2 separate regions of the Homo sapiens genome follow, and region 2 is linked to region 1. The links are chromatin loops, found by intact Hi-C in ENCODE. Cell type or tissue: GM12878. All regions are shown on one strand. Each heading gives the region's core, and the rest is flanking DNA. Links, peaks and the distances in the headings are about the cores only. Region 1 overlaps ITPR1 (inositol 1,4,5-trisphosphate receptor type 1). Region 2 overlaps BHLHE40-AS1 (BHLHE40 antisense RNA 1).

Region 1 (2,802 bases), core at 27-2,526:
GCCTCCTGGGTAGCTGGGATTACAGGCACATGCCACCATGCCCAGCTAATTTTTTTGTATTTTTAGTAGAGACAGGGTTTCACTATGTTGGCCGGGTTGGTCTCGAACTCCTGACCTCAGGTGATCCGTCCACCTCAGCCTCCCAAAGCGCTGGGATTACAGGCGTGAGCCACCATGCCTGGCCTATAATAGATATTATTAAGTGGCATTTCAGAGCTACTGAACATAAAGATGACTATTTTTTCACCAAAACCAACAGATTCTGTGTTTTTGTTTTTGGAGGGTTTAGGTTTCATTTTGTTTTGCTGTGATCTTAGAAAAATTAGCTCTAAAGACTAATTTTTTTTTCTTCCTCTTCAATGAAAATAATCACCCTAGCTCATAAAAGGGACAAATGATTTAAAGTCCGTTAAGTGTCCCATATTCCTGCTTTTGAAGACATAAATATTATCTTCAAGCCTCCTCCTCCTGACATTTTCTGAGGGTTTAAATACATGGGGAGGCCAAATCTCTGTTTCCAGGCCTACCCCGTACCCCCTTCTAGTCGTTTCCATCACCTGAGCATCCCTAGGCATTCTGAGAACATCCAGTTTGTCTTCCTGCCTAGTGAGAGCAGTAGACATGAAGCTGCCATTTGAGTTGGAAAGACCATCTTCGCCTCCTTGCGTCTTCCCAGAGGGGATTCTCAAGGGCAGAGAAAGCAACAAGACCATTTTTCTAGGACCCATCTTCTCCCCCATGACCCTTTCTTTTGCCCTCAAGCCCCCCTCACCCTCAACGCCTCATTCTCTGATTTGGCTATAAAAGATTCCACAAAAATGTTCCATCGTTTAGGTGGTAAACGTAAAACTCTACCTGAGCAGACTTTCTCTGAGGAGGTGATTGATTACTCGGTAGTCTTTCTTAGAACAGCCTCTTCTTTTGAACCTGGGAAGAAAAAAAAATACCCCACTTCTCAGAATGATTCGCATTTGCATCATACAATCCAACTTCCTCCTCCGTCTGTCTGTCTTTGTCTCTCTCTCTCTCTCTCTCTCTCTCACACACACACACACACACACACTCACTCCCTCTCTCTGTCTCTCTCCCTCTTTCCAGTCAAGGACATTTCAAGAGGTTGGTCAGTACCACCCCCATATCTAAAACTTCAGTGTTTGCCTTCGCAGGGACTTTTCCAACTTTACCTAGAAAAGAACTAACCAGAACCTTAGCACTTGTGGTCAGCCTGCTTCCGGCTGTGGCTTCAGTTAGTTTGTCTGCTCCGAGAGAGGAAGCACTTGCTGTGACGGGAACTGTACTGGCTGGATTGTAGGAGGACCGGGGCAGACAGTGCCTAATGACATCGGTATGTGAGATGCCAGCAGCAAGGAGTGAGTGAAGCAAAGCAGACTGAAGCCAGAGTCAGACCCAGTGGCAGATGCGGCCGACAGATGCTCAGTGACCCCGTAATCCTCTCCCCACCTTCCCCTCCCAACCGCATATACACACACACACCCCAAGATAATTCACAACAGACAAAGCGTCTTAGCTGAAGATGACTTTTCCAAAAATCCATTAGAAGCCAAGACACTGAGACACGTTTTTGATCTTGAATAGATGATACAGGCAAGATTCTGCAAACATTTCTAGGCCTTCAGACGCTGGCTGGCTGGAGAGGCGTGGGTGACAGGCTTCACTGGAGTCATTCAGCACTCAAACAAGCTCAGAGTTTTGTATGAAAGTCTTAGCTAGAGAGAAAGTAATTGGATTCAGGTGTTCTCTCTGTGCCTATTCCAGTAACTGGGTTATAGTCTAAACATTTGCACTTTGAGATTTAGATTCTCTGTGCAGAGGGGGACCCTGTTGGTGGGGAACCTTATACCACACTAGAGCCTGTCCTACTGCACAGGATGCAAAGCCAACGGGAAATTGAGAGAACAGCTTGGCTAAAATTGCTAATTAATTTTAACTACCAGGTACTTCTTGGTAATTTGAGATTTAATTTCACAGCCCAGGATGATTATTTAATTAAAACACTGGTAACACCTAAATTTGGGGCTCTCCCCCACTTCAGTGCAGAAAAGATAAGAATGCTTGCCAGTGGGATCCCTCGTAGCCCAGCTTTTCATTATTAGATATTAAGGGAGGCACTGGGGGAGACTCTGTGTGGTGGTGATTGATAAATTTCTGGACCAGAAAATCCTTTTGCTATCTTTGCATTGAAGGCCTCCTGTGAAATGGAGAATGAGGCTTTATCCCTAGGATGGGAGCACATGGCCCATGTGGCCTGCACAAAGTATGACCTTCTTTGAAACGCCGTGTTTTAACATTTGATTGAGCACTTTGGGAGGTGGTGGTTGGATCACCTGAGGTCAGGAGTTCAAGACCAGTCTCTACTAAAAATACAAAAATTAGCCAGGCATTGTGGTGCATGCGTGTAGTCCCAGCTACTTAGGAAGCTGAGGCATGAGAATAGCTTGAACCCGGTAGATAGGCAGAGGTTGCAATGAGCTGAGATGGCGCCACTGCACTCCAGCCTGGGTGACACACCAAGACTCCGTCTCAAAAAAATAAATTGACCTTTCTATCTGGTCTACGTAACTTTTTGAATTTAATATAAAAATATTTCAATCATTTACCATTGATTAAAATGGATATTGTACATTCTAAAAAGATGCATTATTTCTTTTTATGGCTTTATGTACCCCTTGGGTGGGGCCATCAAGTCCCAGGATTACAGGTACGCCATGTAGCAGCACAAGACGCAGGGCATCAGTGCCTCTCCACCACCACTGAGGCGAGGGGCAGAGATGCCAGGAGCGG
Region 2 (2,802 bases), core at 113-2,612, 96 kb after region 1:
GTTACAACTGGACTCGACCAAAATTTAAAGGCTTTTGTGGATCAAAGGACACTATCATAAAAGTGAAAAGGCAACCTAAGGAATGGGAGAAAATATTTGCAAATCATGTTTGATAAGGGTCTCAGATAAGGGTCCAGGATATATAAGTAATTCTTATAACTCAACAATAAACAATCCAATTCAAAAAATGAGAAAAGAACTTGAATAGACTTTTCTCCAAAGAAGATATACAAATGACCGATAAGCACACGAAAATATGCTCAGCATTATTCGTCATTAGGTAAATGCAAATAAAAATTACAGTAAGATACGATTTCAGCTCACTAGGAAGGCTATAAAAACACAAAAACAAAATAACAAGTGTTGGTGAGGATGTGGAGAAATTGGAACCCTCCAACATTGCTGATGGGAACGTAAAATTGTTCAGCCAATTTGGAAAAACACTTTGGCAGTTTCTAAAAAAATTAGAGTTATCAAAGGATCCAGAAATTCTACTAAAAGTACACTCAAAAGAACTGAAAATGTATGTCCACACAAACTCTTGTACACAAATGCTCATAGCAACATTATTCATAACAGCCAAAAGGAGGAAATAATCCAAATGTCCATCAATGGTTGAACGGATAAACAAAATGTGGTATATCCATACAATCGAATATTATTATCAAATCATAAAAAGGAAATGATACTTGCTCCAGCATAGGTGAACCTTGAAAACATTATGGTAACTGAAAGAAGTCAGTCACAAAAGGGCACATGTTTTATGATTCCACTTCGATGAAATGGCAAAATGGGCAAACCCATACTGCTAGAAAGTAGGTTAGTGGTTGTTAAGGGGTAAGGGAAGGGGAATTGGGGTATAAGGGGTTTCATTTTGGGGTAATGGGAATATTTCAGAAATGGATAAGCATCATGGTTGCCAAACACTGTGGTTATACTAAAACCACTGAATTATAATACCTTAAAATAGTTAAAATGGTGAATTCTGTTATGTGAATTTTACCTCAATTAAAAAACTTTTTTTTTGGTAAACCTTGGGCCCAGAGAAGGGGACTAGATGGCTAGGGGACCAGGATAGGAGGGAAATAATCCACTGTATACACTCTTGTGTCTTTTGAATTTTGTACCATGTGAATTTCTAAAAACAAAACAAACAAACAAAAAAAAACCCCAAAAGATTTTTTAAAAAAATTACTGGGCTTTCATTTTTAATGACAAAAGGTGACAAATTCCAGATTTGGAAATTAATGAACCTGAAACCAAATTTTGAAACTGCCCACTTTGAGGACCTTTAAAAATAGTATATCTTATTTTTTCCTGTGGGTGCATATGAATATCCCCATGTATAATCAGATCATCTCTCAAATCTCCCTTTCCATCCTAGATCTTAGAAAGTCAGTACTTCCAGGATGCAATTCTGGTATAGACACCACACTCTGCCCCTTGTGGGAAGGTATAATTATTCCCTTCTTTCAATCAGTGACAAAAGATAGTCACGTGTTATAAAATTAGACCCATTCACCCCCACCATGTTACTACAGGAGGTGAACTTTGGGCTGTTTCCACTGCTGCCTACTCTATGTTCAATTGAGCTGGATTGTGTGTGTGTGTGTGTGTGTGTGTGTGTGTGTGTGTGTGAGAGAGAGAGAGGAAGAGAAAGAGAGAGAGATTTTCAGAATCACTAAGAAACCTGGTGAAAATACAGAGAACCAGGCCACACCCAAGCCTGCTGAATCAGAATCTCAGCATCCCTGTGGGCAGAGCCAAGAATGGGCTTTTAAAATAAGCCCTGAAGTCTCCACCCTCATTGGAAACCACTGTTCTCTAAAACAAAGTGCAGTATTAGAAGCAGGTAAAAGGAGTCTGAAGCTAGGAGGCACCTTCTTTCATTTCCATACACATAAAGGTCTACCTCTAAGTCAAAGATACAGCCATTTACAAGGAGGATGCTGCCCAGGACTTTGCCTGCCTTGGGGCCTAAATTTCCTCATTTAAGGGAGCTAGTCCTTTGGGTGAAAGCCATGTAAAACATTAAGCTAACATCAGTTACTAACACCTCAGTATGAACCAAAGTATGAGTCTGTTTTCAAACCCATTAATGGACTGCAAGGTTCTTGCAGGCCAGGCCAAAGTAGAGGGTGAGTTTTAATGTCGGGTAAGATGAAGACAGGAACAGCAAAGCGGTCAGTGATTGCCACTGGCAAGCCAGAGAGATGCTCAAGGGCGTGTGTGTGCGTGTGTGTTGTGGGGTGGTGGTAGTGGTGAGGTCGTGGGAAGTTTGGAGTCTCACTTATGTATTCTCTGTGTAACAAACCACCCTAAAATTTAGTGGCTTAAAACAATGATTTATTGTTTCCCACAATTCTGTGGATTGTGCTGGTCTCACCTACGCTCACTCATGCAGCTGCAGTCAGCTGGTGGGTTAGCTGGGCTGGACTACCCTGGGCTCTGCTGGGATAACCGGAATGTCTGGGCCTCTTTCTACTCCACTAGGACAGTGACAGCCAGCTAGAAGTCACTCTGTAATTTGACTCAAGGATGTACCACTGGTAAAAAGCAGCACAGGCCTGGGATCCAGGTCTTTCTTTCTTTCTTTTTTTTTTTTTGAGACAGTCTCACTTTGTTGCTGAGGCTGGAGTGCAGTGATGTGATCTCAGTTCACCACAACCTCCGCCTCCCTGGTTCAAGCAATTCTCCTGCCTCAGCCTCCTGAGTAGCTGGGGCTACAGGTGCATGCCACCAGGCCCGGCTAATTTTTTGTAGTTTTAGTAGAGATGGGGTTTCACCGTGTTAGCCAGGATG

Evidence for each region. Hi-C counts contacts between places; a loop is a spot of excess contacts. Peaks named below come from ENCODE experiments on the same cell type or tissue, not always from the same donor. Only the 100,000 strongest peaks of a DNase experiment are listed, where the experiment ranks them.
Region 2: it touches region 1 in a loop (2.1-fold over the local background); 1 of 110 quality-filtered maps calls a loop at or near these places.

The regions. Positions count from the first base shown.
Region 1 is chr3:4,830,092-4,832,893 of GRCh38, forward strand. All of the region lies in intron 60 of ITPR1 (inositol 1,4,5-trisphosphate receptor type 1), which reads left to right. LOC124906209 (a long non-coding RNA gene) reads right to left here. Exons shown (of 5, transcript XR_007095795.1): 3 at 856-927. Among named protein-coding and RNA genes, the nearest start is that of EGOT, 80 kb to the left of the region's middle. In GM12878, for the core only: no CTCF peak of the experiment used is centred there; a DNase peak (open chromatin) is centred at 1,210; H3K4me3 peaks cover 823 bases; H3K27ac peaks cover 1,690 bases.
Region 2 is chr3:4,926,166-4,928,967 of GRCh38, forward strand. The region is part of intron 1 of BHLHE40-AS1 (BHLHE40 antisense RNA 1); the gene reads right to left. Among named protein-coding and RNA genes, the nearest start is that of BHLHE40, 52 kb to the right of the region's middle. In GM12878, for the core only: no CTCF peak of the experiment used is centred there; no DNase peak of the experiment used is centred there; H3K27ac peaks cover 207 bases.